Linked DNA regions of Homo sapiens: region 1 is linked to region 2. A link is an interaction called in ENCODE POLR2A ChIA-PET data of the cell type or tissue named here. Cell type or tissue: Panc1. All regions are shown on one strand. Each heading gives the region's core, and the rest is flanking DNA. Links, peaks and the distances in the headings are about the cores only. Region 1 holds the start of PEX11B (peroxisomal biogenesis factor 11 beta). Region 2 overlaps RNF115 (ring finger protein 115).

What was found. Peaks named below come from ENCODE experiments on the same cell type or tissue, not always from the same donor. Only the 100,000 strongest peaks of a DNase experiment are listed, where the experiment ranks them.
Region 1: POLR2A ChIA-PET joins it to region 2 with 6 read pairs; 4 of 35 experiments call an interaction of 5 or more read pairs at or near these places.

The regions. Positions count from the first base shown.
Region 1 is chr1:145,912,997-145,921,873 of GRCh38, forward strand. PEX11B (peroxisomal biogenesis factor 11 beta) reads right to left here and starts at 5,721. Exons shown (of 4, transcript NM_003846.3): 1 at 5,637-5,721; 2 at 4,705-4,820; 3 at 3,821-4,022. The coding sequence starts at 5,692. RBM8A (RNA binding motif protein 8A) reads right to left here. Exons shown (of 6, transcript NM_005105.5): 6 at 8,560-8,877. It also overlaps the pseudogene GNRHR2. RefSeq lists enhancers at 4,874-5,420, 5,421-5,968, 5,767-5,866, 6,247-6,306, 6,357-6,456. In Panc1, for the core only: no CTCF peak of the experiment used is centred there; DNase peaks (open chromatin) are centred at 5,895 and 6,695; H3K4me3 peaks cover 2,900 bases; H3K27ac peaks cover 2,940 bases.
Region 2 is chr1:145,803,491-145,812,367 of GRCh38, forward strand. All of the region lies in intron 1 of RNF115 (ring finger protein 115), which reads right to left. Among named protein-coding and RNA genes, the nearest start is that of RNF115, 16 kb to the right of the region's middle. RefSeq lists an enhancer at 1,494-2,002. In Panc1, for the core only: no CTCF peak of the experiment used is centred there; no DNase peak of the experiment used is centred there.

The DNA.
Region 1 (8,877 bases), core at 3,688-8,687, 110 kb after region 2:
AGAATTGCTTGAACCCAGGAAGCAGAGGTTGCAGTGAGCCGAGATCTCACCACTGCACTCCGGCCTGGGCAACAAAGCAAGACTCTGTCTCAAAAAAAAAAAAAAAAGGCTAACTCATAGGGGCACAGAATAGAATGGGGGTTGCCAGGGGTTGGGGAGTGAGGGAAATGGGAAGATACTGGTCAAAGCGTATAAGTTTCAGTTATGCAAGATGAGTAAGTTCTGGAGATCTAATGTACTACATTGTGACTATAGTTAACAATACTGTATTGTATATTTGAAATCTGCCAGGAAGGTAGATCTTAAGTGTTCTTACCATAAAAGAAAAAAGGTAATTATGTGAGGTGATGGATATGTTAATTAGCTTGACTGTGGTGATCATGTCACAACGTACATGTACAAACATCGAGCTATAACTCCTTAAATATATGTAATTTCTATTTGTCAATTATGTCCCAATAAAAATGAAGAAACAAAGTCCTCCCAACATTCTGTAACTAATACATGTTTATGTGCACCTTAAGATCCTGGTTTAAACTCCATGAGCATCATGAAATCTTCCAAGGTCAATCTCAAATTTCATTTTCCACTTGGCAACACACACACACACACACACACACACACACACACACTCTCCATCTCTCTCTCAACTTGACCTATAACAAGGCAAACTTGTTTTGAAAGAACAAATTTCAGATGTCTCAGAGACTCAAACATATTAAAGGTGATCTAAATCCAATCCCTATTCCTTTAGAGGCCCAGAGGTTTAAGTAATTGCCAAATGTGTTAAATTATAAATTTCTTCAGTAAAAAATCCATGTTTTTTATTTGTAATCCAATCTGACAATGGTGGTCTGTACTCAATAACTTGTACTACCTTCAAAGTATATCCTGAACCCAACCAACCACATCTCTCTATCACACCGCACTGCCATACTCTAAGCCACTAACATCTCTTGTCTGGACTTCTGCTTTAATGTTTTAACTGGTCTCACTGTGGCCATTGTTGCCCCCACCCCCAACAATCTATTTTCATATAATAGCTAGCATAAACATAAATCACATCATTACTTCCCTTCTTAAAACTCTCCATGGTTGGCCAGGCGTGGTGGCTCACGCCTATAATCCCAGCACTTCGGGAGGTGGAGGCAAGTGGATCATGAGGTCAGGAGTTGGAGACTAGCCTGACCAACGTGGTGAAACCCTGTCTCTACTAAAAATACAAAAATTAGCTGGGTGTGGTGGCGCGTGCCTGTAATCCCAGCTACTCAGGAGGCTGAGGCAGCAGAATCACTTGAACCCAAGAGATGGACGTTGCAGTGAGCTGAGATTGCACCATTGCGCTCCAGCCTGGGCGACAGAGCAAGACTCCATCTCAAAAAAAAAAAAAACCAAAAACAAATAAACAAACCACAGCTCTCCATGGTTTTCTTCCTGTCACATTCATAATAAAATATAAATACCTTAGAGAGGCTTACAGACTCAACATCTGGTCCCTACCCCTCTAACTTTACCTTGTATCATTCTTTCCTGCAATCATTATGCTCCAACCATGTTGGTTTCCTTCTACATTTTAATCCCATCAAGCTTGTTCTTGCCTTAGGACCTTTGCACTACCTATTCCCTCTACCTGGAATATTCTCCCTCCACCTGGAATATTCTCCCTCCAAAACCCTCACATAGCTAGCTCTTTCTTGCTCTTCAGGTATGAGCTTAAGTATCACCTCTTCGGAGACGCCTTCCCTTATCCCTAAATCTAAAGCACTGAGTCAGTTACTCTCTACTCCATAACACTGTTTTAATTTCCTGCATAACATTTACCAGTATCTGATATTTTAATTTATTGTTTATTTATGTTTATCTCATCCCATTACAAGGTAAGTTCCAGAGGAGCAGAGGCCTTGTTTGTCTTTTCTTTTTTTTTGAGACGGTATTTCACTGTTGTTGCCCAGGCTAGAGTACAATGGCACGATCTCGGCTCACCACAAACTCTGCCTCCCGGGTTCAAGCGATTCTCCTGCCTCAACCTCCCGAGTAGCTGGGATTACAGGCATGCGCCACCACACCCGGCTAATTTTGTATTTTTAGTAGAGACGGGGTTTCTCCATGCCGGTCAGGCTGGTCTCAAAACTCCTGACCTCAGGTGATCCGCCCGCCTTGGCCTCCCAAAGTGCTGGGATTACAGGCATGAGCCACCGCACCTGGCCGGCCTTGTTTATCTTTAACCACTGTATCCCTGTATGTACACTGGTGCCTACCATATAGTAAGAGCTCAGTAAGTATCTGTTGGATGAAATGAATAAATATAACATATAGACTCCTTTAGGGAGTTGCTTTTCCATACTGCTCCAGCCATGCCTCTGCTCCCACCCCTCATACATCATAAGCCATGTTAAAGTTGTAAATCACTGAGAAAGATGAAGGGAAAAGCAAGGTTAATATAATGAAAAAGTACAATCATAGGAAAACGAAAAACAATACAGATAATATGTTAGAGAATTTTACTCCCACATCATATTTCTCTCTACCTTTATTGTCAGCTACCTCCTTTGTCCAAGCCAACGTCATCTCTTGCTCGTATTAGGGCATCTCCTCCTCTCTTGACCCACTGCAATCCATTTTCTTTTCTTTTCTTTTCTTTTTTTTTTTTTTTTGAGATGGAGTCTTGCTCTTGTCACCTAGGCTGGAGTGCAATAGCACGATCTCGGCTCACTGCAACCTTTGCCTCCCGGGTTCAAGCGAGTCTCCTGCCTCAGCCTCCCGAGTAGCTGGGATTACAGGTGCCCGCCACCACACCTGGCTAATTTTTGTAATTTTAGTAGAGACGGGGTTTTGCCACGTTGGCCAGGCTGGTCTTGAAGTCCTGACCTCGTGATCCCCCCAACCTCGGCCTCCCAAAGTGCTGGGATTACAGGCGTGAGCCACTGCGCCCGGCCTGCAATCCATTTTCAACATCTCAAAAAGAGATGTCCTTTAAACACAATTTGAATCATGTCATTTCCCTGCTCAGAATCCTTCAATAATGTCCCATTGTAGGATAAAATAAAACAAACATTAACATTGCCTAAAAGGCCCTGTATGAAAGATCTGGTGCCTGTCTATCTCTCAAATTTGAACTGATGGACTCAATACTGTCAATCACACTGGCTTTCTTTCTATTTCTCTAATTCCCTTAAGTCTTTCTTAGTTCAAAGCCTTACTTAGAATGTGCAATTTTCTCTGTTTGGAAATGTCTTTTCTGCTACTGTTGGCTTTGTCTAACTCCTCCTACTCAGACATCAGGTCTGAGCTAAAATATTACTTTCTCAAAGAGTTTTTTCCTGATTTTCCAATCTAAATTAGCTCCCCTTGTGATATTCTTTCATAATACCGCATACTTTTCCACAAATATATATGAGAAGTTATTCATTGTAGTATCTAACTCCCTCACTAAACTAGAAGCTTCATGGGAGCAGGCACATTATCTGTTTAGCTCTTTGCTTTATCCCCTGCGCCACAGTAAGCATCTAATAAATATCTTTGGAATGAATGAGTAAGCAGGTAGTGAGGGGGAATAACCTGTGGTATAGAAGCACAATTAAAGTGATATAATATCTTACCTTGCACAATATTAGTCATTCATTATGGAAGAGCATCTGTCTTCCATCTCTCCCCATTTGATATTCTCCGATAGTTTAAGATCTAAGTGATTGGAAGCCAAGTGACTGATCAAGACTTATATACTCTGGAAAGATCCTAAGATATCTTTCCCTCATATAAGACAAGCTATGCAATATAGAGGCTACAAAAAAAAATCTTAAAGGAGAACAGGATATCAAACCTGAATGAACGCTGGGCCCACTTCTCCTGATCCACACGGGGAGCCAGTCCAGACTTTCCAGCCCACAGGACATTGTCACAGGCGAAGTACAAGGCTCGATTGAGGTGACTAACAGTGATGCAGAATCTCAGGACAACATCTGATAGGTGAACAGCTCTTTTGGCTGACTCAAGGGCATCTGCTGAGTTACCCAGGCGTAGAACTTGTGGAGATTAGAAAGGGAAAGCAAGGATTTGTAAGTGGAGAGGCAGATAACAAGAAACAGAAACAGAGAAAGCAAGAGGGCAAAAGTTGAGCAATAATAATGACAATTTTTTTAAAGAGCAGAAACAGGCTGGGCATGGTGGCTCAAGCCTGTAATCCCAACATTTTGGGAGGCCGAGGTGGGTGGATCACCTGAGGTCACGAGTTTGAGACCAGCCTGGCCAACATGGTGTAACCCCATCTCTACTAAAAATACAAAAATTAGCCCGGCATGGTGGTGGGCACCTGTAGTCCCAGCTGCTCAGGAGGCTGAGACAGGAGAATTGCTTGAACCTGGGAGGCAGAGGTTGCAGTGAGCCAAGATTGCGCCACTGCACTCTGACCTGGACGAGAGACTCTGTCTCAAAAAAATAAAAAATAAAGAGCAGAAACAGTCCATTTTTCAATTTCAAATTTAATTTTTGTGCCAGTTTAGTTTTCTCAAACTTGACCCATTCTCTCCAGTCCGCCTAATTACTTCCATACCCCTGCTCTCTTATCTCAACTGGACTCATGCAGAGGGTAAGTGCAGAGCCAAATGAGAAAGAAGAACAGAGAGGGTACAGGAAGGAGGGACAAAGGAAGGTGAGCTGGGGATGGAGGAAAGGTTGGGGGATAAAAGGAAAGACAGAGTTACTTACGCTTTCTTCCAAGGCTCAGGTGGCTCTCCAGTTGTCGAATCTGTTTCTGTAACTCAGGACTGGCTCCATGCCTCTGCAGCGCATGGCCAAGAAGAGAGCAAGCATACTGGGCGGCCCTAGAGGAGAGGGCAGGCAAGGTAAGGTGGAGACCTCCCTAACCTTCCGCTCAAAACTATCTTCCAAAAGGCACAGACAGACTTCCCCCTTTCCCAGTTTGAGAACACTCCCCTTCCTCCTCCATGCCCATATCTCACCATTTCTCCAGGCCAGAGGAAGGGAAAGGCATAAGGAGAAAAAAGAGTCTAGAAAGGGGTGGGGAGCACTATTGAATGTTGAGCAAATTAGAGATTTGACAATGATGAGGCCTGAAGGGGCCAGTGCAGGCCGCAGGGGTCCATCACAAGCACATCAGCGTGAGCATGTACGTGATCGATGAGGGGGAGGCAGACAGTTGGAGGGCATTTTATTCCTCAGAATAGGTGAACTGAGAGATTTCAAGGCCCTCTAGCTGAATGGAGACCAAACGCCAGGGCGGAGGCAGGGGAGTTCCCGAATGGCAGCACGGTGTGGGGACACGGAAACTGGGAGTGCCTCCTCAGCTCTGGGGGCAGAGTCTGGGGCTATCCACCGTGGGGCGAATGCTCCTCATTCCATCACCGCCCAGTGAGGACACTGTCGGTCTTATGTGGACACAGCAACCCTGAGCGGCCTCCCCGCTGGCCCACTCATGCCTCAGTTTCCCCATCTCTTCCGCGAACGGAAAGGAATCATCTCAACAGCGGCTCAAATCTGCGCCTCACGGTCCGTTCGGGCCCCCGTAGCCGGAGTTGACCCTTCTTGACCCCCCTGTAGCCTAAACTGACTTCGCCTCACTAGAGTCTTCCTCTGTCCATCCCTCCCCCGCCCCACCCCCATTCCTATTCGGGCCGCACCTACACAGCCGCTCCCGGGCTTGGCTCTGAGCACTGAAGCGGACCCAGGCGTCCATGACAGCCGCAGCCCAGGCTCCGCGGCCCTGCTCCCGCCCCACTTCCCGCCCCTAGTCACGCCTACTGCGCGACCCAACGGTGCCTCGCGAGGGACAAACAGTATCAGAAAAGAAAGCTTGGCCCTGGAAGCGGAATTTCAGGACGCGAAACTCGTGTCTTTTGAGCCTCCATCTGTGTATTACTGTGCGTGTCTGCGTCACAGCTTCCCCTTATCAGACGACCCCTACTCCCTAGCACGCCTCCAGCGGCACCTTCTTCTTTAAATATTCATGACCAAGGGCGGGGCCTGCAGGGGCCGGGGCGGGGCGAGAAAGCGCCGCAGTGATCTCCACGTCTTGGAGGCCGCCGGCATAGGTGTGCGCCTGGCAGAACCTCACAAATACACATGCACGCAGGCCCCGACTGAATCCAGGGCTGTAGGGGCTAAAGAGGTCTAGGTCAGTAGAGGCCTGAAGCCCAGGCTGGTCTGTCCAAGGAAAAAGGAGCGTGATTGGTACCAGATCTTCGTTCCCTGCAGAACCTTGACAGTTGAACAAGTGACCTCCTCCAGAACAGATGGAGAGTCTCCAGAAGCAGAGGCTTTAGTGAACGAAATTCGCAATAATCAGCTCCAGATCCTGAAAAGGAGGGCGAAGAATCAGTGGCCAAAGCTAACCGCTTCATACCCACACTTCATCCTCCTCAGTTTCTCTCCAGGCCACCATGTCTGCAGGCAACGGCACCCCTTGGGGTCAGCAGCGGGGGAGGAGGTCTGGGCTGGATCAGGAGTGGAGGTGGAGGGCTCAGAGCTGCCCACCTTCTCGGCAGCAGCCAAGGTCCGAGTGGGAGTGACCATTGTGCTGTTTGTTTCTTCGGCTGGAGGGAACCTGGCAGTCCTGTGGTCAGTGACACGGCGGGAACCCAGCCAGCTCCGCCCCTCTCCGGTCAGGAGACTCTTCATCCATTTAGCAGCCGCCGACTTACTAGTCACTTTTGTGGTTATGCCCCTAGATGCCACCTGGAATATCACTGTTCAATGGCTGGCTGTGGACATCGCATGTCGGACACTGATGTTCCTGAAACTAATGGCCACGTATTCTGCAGCTTTCCTGCCTGTGGTCATTGGATTGGACCGCCAGGCAGCAGTACTCAACCCGCTTGGATCCCGTTCAGGTGTAAGGAAACTTCTGGGGGCAGCCTGGGGACTTAGTTTCCTGCTTGCCTTCCCCCAGGTGAGTGACCTAGGACTCAGGACCGGGCAGGACAGGGATTTGGGTCCATAGCATGAGTTAAAGGGTGCGCTTGGGGGCCATTAGCCATTAATTCTCAGGGAGTAAGCCTCTGCTTGCTTTTTTTTTTTTTTGCCGGCTCACTGCAACCTCCGCCTCCCGGGTTCAAGCAATTCTCCTCCCTCAGCCTCCCGAGAAGCTACAGGCGCCCGCTACCATGCCCGGCTAATTTTTGTATTTTTAGTAGAGGCGAGGTTTCACCATGTTGGCCAGGTGGTCTCCATCTCTTGACCTCATGATCCACCTGTCTCAGCCTCCCAAAGTGCTGAGATTACAGGCGTGAGCCACCGCACCCTGCTACCTCTGCTCTCTCTTCTGTAAGATTATTTGTATGTTAATTTACATCTGTTAAGAGCCTGCCTTTTCGATTCCTCAGGGATCTAGAACTAGAAATACCATTTGACCCAGCCATCCCATTACTGGGTATATACCCAAAGGACTATAAATCATGCTGCTATAAAGACACATGCACACATGTTTATTGCGGCACTATTCACAACAGCAAAGACTTGGAACCAACCCAAATGTCTAATAATGATAGACTGGATTAAGAAAATGTGGCACATATACACCATGGAATACTATGCAGCCGTAAAAAATGATGAGTTCATGTCCTTTGTAGGGACATGGATGAAATTGGAAATCATCATTCTCAGTAAACTATTGCAAGGACAAAAAACCAAACACCGCATGTTCTCACTCATAGATGGGAATTGAACAATGAGAACACATGGACACAGGAAGGGGAACATCACACTCTGGGGACTGTTGGGGGGTGGGGGGAGGGGGGAGGGATAGCATTAGGAGATATACCTAATGCTAAATGACGAGTTAATGGGTGCAGCACACCAGCATGGCACATGTATACATATGTAACTAACCTGCACATTGTGCACATGTACCCTAAAACTTAAAGTATAATAATAATAATAATAATAAAAGAGCCTGCCTTGTAAAAACAGTATCCTCTATCTGTGCCTCTTCCATTACATCTGTTTTATTACACGTGGTTTCTACCTCTTTGCATCCTCCCAATCTCACCTCCTTCAGATTGGGGCAGGGAAGAAAAACATACATGGGGATCTATTAAGAGAGTGAAGTCAGTGGTTTGGGTAAAACTTTGTGGTACATTTCATTTATCCATTCAAAAAGTAATATGCATCTCCAGCGCCACTCAAATTTTGCTAAGGACAGGGCAGCAAAATCCTGCCTTCAAGAAATGTATAGACTACTGCAAGAAACAAAGAAATTAGGCAATTACAATATAGTGTATTCAAAAGTGTTATGCTAAAGGAGCTAAAGAAGACAATGGGGGTGGGGAGTGGATAGGGGTGTCTGACACAGCCGTGCAGTCAGGAAAAGCTTTCCAGATGTTAAAATTTGATTCTTCAGAGATAGGTGTTAGACCAATTAAAATAGGAGAAATGCTAGGGAGGATGGAGGATAGAGGATCTCAATGCTACTAAAGCTGAGGACTAGAAAATGGTGAGTAATGAACTGAGAGGGGAAGAGCAAGCCAGATCACAAATAATAAAATTGTACTTTATTCTGAGTGCAGTGGAGAGACACTAAAGTAAAAAGAGAGTGACATAACCAAATTTGTGTTTTTTACTGACTTTATTGTCGAATGAGTGTTAAAATTGCAAAGAGGCGAGCATCTGAACCTGAGTACTAGGTTAATCAAATCTCAAATCCAATCCAATACTGAAAAGGAACTAGAAATCTAGAGGGGGAAAAGCTAAATACAAAGCAATTCCTTCAAGGCAAAAACCACTATCACTATCATGGGGTTGGGGGGCAGGATACAACAGCATCTCTGAGACTGTAGGATTAGAATTATGTCAGAAGGAGGCCAAGAAGGGTCTAGGATTTATCTCTGGAATGACAATGCATTATACTGATTTAAGATTTGATCC
Region 2 (8,877 bases), core at 2,575-7,574:
GCAATTCTCCCACCTCAGCTTCCCAGTAGGTGGGAATACAGGTGCCCGCCATTATGCCCAGCTAATTTTTGTATTTTTAGTAGAGATGGGTTTCACCACATTGGCCAGGCTGGTGTTGAACTCCTGACCTCAAGTGATCCACCTGCCTCAGCCTCCCAAAGTGCTGGGATTAGAGGCGTGAGCCACCGCACCCAGCCACCTTTATCATTTTGTTCCTTAATTCAGGCCATGATTGAACACTGACATTACAGATTCCAAACAGGAGTGCATAATCAACCAAGCTTCTTTAGCTCATTGTGTACCAAGGCAGAAAATCAGGTCACAAGACAAAGTGTTACTTGATACAAGCTTGATCAGATGGTCAAGAAGCCAAATTTTCTAAGGAAGAAACACACAGGACTACAAGAATTACCAGAGAAAATGTTAATTAACCTCAGACAACATAATATAGCAGAAAAGATTTATAGTGTTTTTGGCTTGCTCACACTAAAGGCAGCAAGAAAGGGAACAACCCAGTGGCATAAATATAAAATGATAAATGAGCCAAAAAGTATAGATGTTTAGCTCTGATGTGTACCACAATAGTTTAGAAGTAAAATGTACTTTCTTGCTTTTAGCTTAGGCTGACAGAATCTTCTTTGACAAAGTGACAACATTCATTCACTCAGCAAAAATTCTAAGCTCTACATTCCAAGCATTGTGTAGAAAGAAAAATAACCTGGGATTAAAAGTCACTAAAATCACCTACAAAGTATATGCTCTGATAAAATCATACTTCCCTTAACCATATTCTAGTAGTTAGGGAAGTCAAAAGGCATATAAAATGAACTTCTGAATATCCTAGTCTTAGGTACTTAGCCTCGAAATGAGAACTAAGCAATGCTTCAGAACAGCCTAAGTGGTTAGAGTAATGAATGTGAAGCAAAACAAAGCTGGACTGGTAATCATTTCAACTATGTATGTGCACTTCAAAACATCATGTTGTCCACCTTAAATGCATGCATGCATGCACACACACACACACACACACACACACACACACAATCAGACTGGAAACACAGAATAACCAACCAGTTGTGTGACACTGGGTAGCTCACTTCATCTAAATGAGATAGTACCGGGAATATACTAAATTCTCAACAAACTGTAGGTTCTAATAAATTATTCTGAGTGATTTGGATATGGAATATTTCTCAAACCACGTTTCACAGGATATTAACCAGTGGTTAAGGTGGGGAGAAAAACTAGATTTAGAAAAGCCTGAACTAAATATCAAACATGCTGCTTTAATGAATGATTTTTCAGAACCATTAATATGCCATTCCATGTCATAAAAGGGGAAGTGGAGGGATGGAGATAGGGCAACAATTTGGTATGCAATATTTTACCATAATTCTGAACTCCTATTAAATCTCCTGGCACACAGTTTGAGAAACACTGATCTAGACTACTGATTTCCATACTTTTGGTTCCCATAAAGCAGTTCAATTTTCAAATTAAAAAATTGGAAACCTGCAAGGATTGCCAGCTTTTTTATTTTGCCAAGTATAAATATTAAAAAAAAAACCATCTACCATCACCATTTCATTTTAAAAAGTACTATTTTACCATGTACCCACAGAGCAATCAGAGCTTCTGACTGAGAACTCTTCATCGAAATAAAAGTAATACTTGGAATTCTAGCATTGACTTGCCATCAATGACATAGGAGAATTTCACAAGTATGATCTAATTCAACTCACAGCAGGAACATTCAAGTCAGGAAAGATCACATACAAACTGGTTGTTAACAGTAGCCACTGACCATTGGATTAAGAAAACAATTAATTAACTGAATACAACTTTAAAAACAAAAGCAATGTAAATGCAACCTCAAAGCAAACAAAGAATATTTATAAAATAGTTCTAAAAAAAAAATTATCCAGGCCAAGTTTACCTGTTACTGAATCCCAAGTCTTCAAAAAAAAAAAAAATGAAGTTTTAATTTATTCAGTCAACATTACCAGCATTATTGCTTTGTTTGATTTATAAAAGGAAAATTTTGACATTGCTTTGCATTATGTCCTCCATCCTAACATTTTCAAGACTGTTCATCATTATAAGATAAAATATGCACTAATAGTTTGTAACTCATAAAGGAGATTATTTCAGGGGTAAAATTTAAATCCTAGTATGTCAGTGGCTACCACATGATCTATGTGGAAAAACTACAGAAGAAAATTCCCTTACACAAAATCCAAAAATACCCCAGAGCTCAAATCACTAAACCGTAGCTAGCAGGAATAAACACAACTATCTCATTTTACAGACAAGGAAAATGAAGACCCTGAAAGGTTCAATAATTTAACAGCTAAAATAAAACATTTTTTCCCACAGTACTAGAATACAATTTATATATAATTAATTAAAATAAATAAAATCAGCTATAAAAAGGGCTGACAACAGTTGCAAAATGAGGGCTAGTTGTTAGTTCTTACAACAACAATATCTCAGACCTGAAATGGGCAAAAAGGCATTTGCTCTAATCCAGAGATAGCTACATTAATTTAATGTTTAAATGAGATATTAAATTTAAGTCCAGGCACAGTGGCTCACGACTATAATCCCAGCACTTTGGGAAGCTGAGGCGGGTGGATCACTTGAGGTCAGGTGTTCAAGACCAGCCTGGCCAACAGGGTGAAACCCCGTCTCTACTAAAAATACAAAAATTAGCTGGGCATTGTGGCCCACACCTGTAATCCCAGCTGCTCAGGAAGCTGAAGCAGGAGAATCGCTTGAACCCGGGAGGCAGAGGTTTCAGTGAGCTGAGATCGTGCCACTGCACTCCAGCCTGGGCAACAGAGGAAGACTCCATCTCAAAAAAATAAAATAGATAAATAAATAAATAAATATTAAATTTAAAGAAAGCCAAAAGGAGAAGAAAATATTTAAATCCTGATTTTACTACCCATTTTTCTCAACATTTTATTAATCTCCGTACTTCTTCCTGAATATAGCTGATATAGTTTGGATATGTGTCCCCTCTAAATCTCATGTTGAAATTTGATCCCCAATGTTGGAGGTAGGGCCTAGTGGGAGGTATTTAGGTCATGGACGCAGATCCCTCATGAATGTCTTGGTGCAGTCCTTACAGGAATGAGTGATGTGGTTGTTTAAAAGAGTGTGGTACCCCTCCCCTTTCTCTCTTGCCTTGCGGAACACCTGCTTCCCCTTGGCCTTCCACTATGACTGGAAGCTTCCTGAGGTCCCACCAGAAGCAGATGCTGGTGCGAAGCTTCTTGTACTGTCTGCAGAGTAATGAGCTAAGTAAACTTCTTTTGTTTATTTTTTGTTGAGACAGAGTCTTTTTCTGTCGCCCAGGCTGGAGTGCAGTGGCAGGATCTCGGCTCACTGCAACCTCCACCTCCTGGGTTCAAGAATTCTCCTGCCTCAGCCTCCTGAGCAGCTGGGATTACAGGTACGCGCCACTGCGCCCAGCCGTAAACCTCTTTTAAGTTACCCAGCTTCAGTTATTCCTTTATAAGCAACACAAAATGGACTAAGACAACAGCCCAAGTACCTAGAACAGCTCCTGGAATATAGAAGGTACCAATACAGTTACTGAATAAATAAAAATGGACTGCTGTTACTGTTGCATAATCTAGTGCCTGTTATTTTAATGTTATTATCAAATACAAACTAAATTCGAAGTGCTGTACTTCACAAATAGAGTATATGTGTGTGTCCTCAAAGAAAATATCCAGAATCAATCACACTCAGGAATAGAAATAGATATACTTCTGGAAACCTTTTACAGTACTAGTGTTACAGGACGAGATAGACCTATATTATACTGCTAATCTTATTAAAAACCTTAGGAACTCTGAATCTGTCCATCTAATACTGATTGCATATTAAAATAGGATGCTAATATAATATTAAAACAACTTCTCCCTATCCATTCAATCAGCACCTGCACTTGATAGAGAATAATAAACCAACAATTTTAAAGATTAGTAAACTAAGGTTGAAAAATTCAGCAAATTAAACATTTTTATGATTCTCACTTATTAATATTACTTTCAACCACTTTTTTATTGCTACAGATATCTGTAAATATTCATGGGGTACATGTGATATTTTGGTACATGCATATCAAGTCAGGGCATTTAGGGCATCTATCACCTTAAATATTTATCATTTCTATGTGCTGGGAATATCTGAAATCCTCTCATCTAGCTATTTTGAAATATACATTGTTGTTAACTTTAGTCACTCTACTCTGCTATCAAACATCAGAACTTATTCCTTCTATCTAATTTTATGTTTATACCCATTAATCAACCTCTCTTTATCCACATACCTCACCCCCTCTGCCTTCACACACCCTTCCCAGCCTCAGATATCATTCCATTCTCTACCTGCATGAAATCAACTTTTTTAGCTCCCACATATGAGTGGGAATATGCAATATTTGTCTTTCTGTGCCTGGCTTATCTCACTTAACATAATAACCTCCAGTTCCATCCATGTTGCTACAAATGGCACGACTTGATTCTTTCTTATGGCCAAACACTATTCTCTTGCATATATATATATATACCACATTTTCTTTATCCATTCATCCACTGATGGATACTCTGATTCCGTCTTTGCTGCTGTGAATAGTACTACAATGAACATGGAAGTGCAAGTATCCCTTTGATATACTGATTTCTTTTCCTCTGGATAACTACCCAGTAGCGGGATTGCTGGATTGTATGGTAGTTTTCAGTTTTTTTTGAAATATATCCATTCTGTTTTCCATAGTGACCATACTAATTTACATTCTCATCAACAGTGTTTAAGAGTTCCCTTTCTTCCACATTCTGGTCAGCATCTGTTATTTTTGTCTTTTTAATAATGGCCATTCTAACTGGGGTATAATGGTATCTCATTCTGGTTTTGGTTTGCATTTCTCTGATGATTAGTGATGTTAAGCACTGTTTCATATACCTGTTGGCCATTTATATGCCTTCTTTTGAGAAATGTCTAATCATGTCCTCCTTTGCCCAACCATTATTTGGTTTTTTATTATAGTTTCAACAACCCTTTAATCTAAAACATACAAATCAAGACTAGCAGTGAAAATTAATTTGCTGTTTGCCTTTTACATGTTATTAAACAGAAAGTAAATGTACCATTATAAATAGTTTTTGCACTATATCAGCAATCCAAATAACTAATTTTTTTTCAAACCAACGAGGCTAAGATATAAAAATTTCTGTTCCCCAACCTAACTTGTCTTAACTAGGTATGCTAATACCTGTAAACATTTAGCAGTGACCATATTAAGAGATCAGGATCTAATAACTGGCACCATAAATTCAAAATCAGGGAACCAACAGTTTAATAAGTTTGAGAGCAAAAATACCTCACAGTAGTACCTAAATTAGAAAAGATTCTCTAGAAGAAGCTTTCATTCAACAAATTCAGCTATTAATGACTTCATTAAAGTAACTCTGCCTACAAAGCCCATCAGCTGTTTATCTGAAAGGCATGTAATTATGGGATGACTCCTCTTCTTATAAGCTCTCATATGCAGAAATAAAGCCGTATTCCACAAGAGGCTCCACTCTACTGGCCACTAACTAATGGCAAGTGGTCCATCAAACTGCTGCTTTGAGCCAACCCTTTAGTCATTAGTCTACAGGTCTGTGCTTTGTTTTCAAGGATTTTTTTTTTTTTTTTTTTTTGAGACAGAGTCTCACTCTGTTGCCCAGGCTGGAGTGCAGTGGTGCAATTTCAGCTCACTGCAACCTCCACCTCCTGGGTTCAAGTGGTTATCCTCCCTCAGCCTCCCAAGTAGCTGGGATTACAGGCATGTGCCACCACACCCAGCTAATTTTTGTACTTTTAGTAGATGCAGATTTCACTATGCTGGCTGGTCTCAAACTCCCGACCTCAGGTGATCTGCCCGCTTCAGCCTCCCAAAGTGCTGAGATTATAGGTGTGCGCCACTGCACCCAGACCCAGCTAATTTTTTTTTTTTTTTTTTTTTGGAGACAAGACTTTCACTCTTGTTGCCCAGGCTGGAGTGCAGTAGTGCGATCTTGGCTCACTGCAATCTCCACCTTCCAGGTTCAAGCAATTCTTCTGCATCAGCCTCCCGAGTAGCTGGGATTACAGGCATGCGCCACCATACCTGGCTAATTTTGTATTTTTAGTACAGACGGGGTTTCACCATGTTGATCAGGTTGGTCTTGAACTCCTGACCTCGAGTGATCTGCCTGCCTCGGCCTCCCAAAGTGCTGGGATTACAGGCATGAGCCACTGCACCCAGCCTGTTTTCAAGGTTTTTATGAACACTGGTACCTCCATCATTTTCAACAGGTACAAAAAGCAGAAAGTGGCAAGAAGAAAAAGCCTACAGTTAAGTTTCCTTCATTCAACAAATACTAATTGAGTATCTACTATGTACCAAGGCACTGTCCTAACACTTATGGAAAAGAAAACATCAATAATAAGAGTGGTGAGGAAATAAGAAATTTAAAGACATATAGGAATTGTCTAAAGGCCAAGTAAATCTTTGTCTTTTAGACTAAAAGGCTGTGCTAAAGTAGTGAATAATAAGCAAGAAAAAAAAAAGAAGAGTGAATGATAAAACAGAAAAATGTTTTCCTGTATGACTAGAGGTCATTCTTAATGAGGACAACACAATCATCTAGGGGATAGTTGGGACATCTATGGAAGTGCTTTGGTTGTCACAGCAGTTAAGAAGTGCTTCTCACTATTCACAATAGCAAAGACATGGAATAAACCCAAATGCCCATCAGTGAGAGACTAGATAAAGAAAATGTGGTACATATACACCATGGAATACCATTCAGCCATAAAAAGGACGAGTGATTACTTTGCAGGGATGTGGATGGAGCTGGAAGCCGTTATCCTCAGCAAACTAACATAGGAACAGAAAACCACACATCACACGTTCTCATTTGTAAGTAGGGGCTAAATGAGGAGGACACATGGTGGGGAACAACACACACTGGGGCCTGTTGAGGGAGCCTCAGGAAGAATATCTAATGGATGCTGGGCTTAATAGCTACGTGATGAGTTGATCTGTGCAGCCAACCACCATGGCACAGGTTTGCCTACATAACAAAACCTGCACATCCTGCACATGTGCCCCGGGACTTAAAATAAAAGTTGCAGAAAAAAAAAAAAGTGTTACTGACATTCAATTGGCAGAGGCCAGGAAAGCATAGGCAAGTCCAGCACAAAGAAAAAATGTCTTTATTCTCAAACTTCCTTATGAATAGTTAACTGGATTTTTAAAATCTGTATAATTACCAAAGCCTAGAACCTAATTACATTCTACGTATAAGCACCAAGTCCTTCTGCATAATTTTATTTATTTATTTATTTTTTTTTTGAGACAGGGTCTCACTCTGTCACCCAGGCTGGAGTGCAGCGGTGTGATCACGGTTCACTACAGCCTTGACCTCTTGGGCTCAGGTAATCCTCCCACCTCAGCCTCCCAGGTAGCTGGGACTTCAGGCACGTGCCACCAAGCCCGGCTAATTTTTAAAAAAATTTTTTGTAGAGACAGGGTTTTACCATGTTGCCCAGGCTGGTCTCCAACTCCTGGGCTCAAGTGATCCAACCGCCTTGGTATCCCAAAGTGCTGGGATTACAGGCGTAAGCCACCGTGCCCAGTCCATAATTTTAATATGCACTAAATGTCCAGAAAAGCAACTGCTGAATAAAGTAAGAGAAAACTGTACTTTGGGGCAGATGCAGTGGCTCACGTTTGTAATCTCAGCACTTTGGGAGGCCAAGGAGGAGGACAGCTTGAGCCTAACTCAAAACCAGCCTGGGCAACTAAGTGAGACCCCATCACTACCAAAAAAAAAAAAAAAAAAAAGAAAAAAGAAGAAGAAGAAAGAAGTTGTACTTGAGTTTTATTTGTACATTTGCAAAGAATTGTTCACTGTACTGGTTTGCTTCTCCTGGTATTTAAGTTGCAAATACCCTTATAGCAGTCTACTCAGGTAGCTGTCATGTCAAGCTAATCTGTCAGAAATATTTTCTATTTATCCTTTATCTTACTGCAAGATAATTTTTTTAATTATATATGTAGGGCCGGGTGTGGTGGCTCACGCCTATAACCCCAGCACTTTGGGAGGCCGAGGTGGGCGCACTTGAGGCCAGGAGTTCGAGACCAGCCTGGCCAACATGGTGAAACCCTGTCTCTACAAAGAATAAATAATAATACAAAAAAATTAGCCAGGTGTGGTGATGCACGCTTGTAATCTCAGCTACTTGGAAGGCTGAGGCACGAGCATCGCTTGAAGCACCCAGGAGGCAGAGGATACAGTGAGCCAAGATCACGCCACTGCACTGCAGCCTGGTTGACAGAGATTCTGTCTCACAAAAAAAAAAAAAAAAAAAAAAAAAATATATATATATATATATATATATACACACACACACATATATGTAGAAAAGCTGTATTACCTGTGGATTTCATTTCACTAAAGAGAGTATTTCAAAATACTTATAAGAAGAGGGCACTGAATCTGAGAGGTCTGAGAATTAACGGGCTAGAAGATCAGCATCACTGTAGGATACCTGCAGGTCTCAGTTAATCCAGCAAAAGGTAAGAAAGAGCATGTAACTATAATTGTTTTTTCTTTTGAGAATGTAAATTCTAAGCATGGTGAAAGGTAAGCAAAATGAAACTTCTGGAAGATGGTACTATGGGTTAAAAGTCTATTCAAATCTGTACAACATCAAAGTGAGTGGCAAGGAGGTAAACATTACCTTGTCTACTAAGAAGTTTCCTGTGACACTTGTTCAAATTATCAAGGAGAGAGATTAATCTGTCTTAACAGATTTTCAAGGAAGACAAAACTA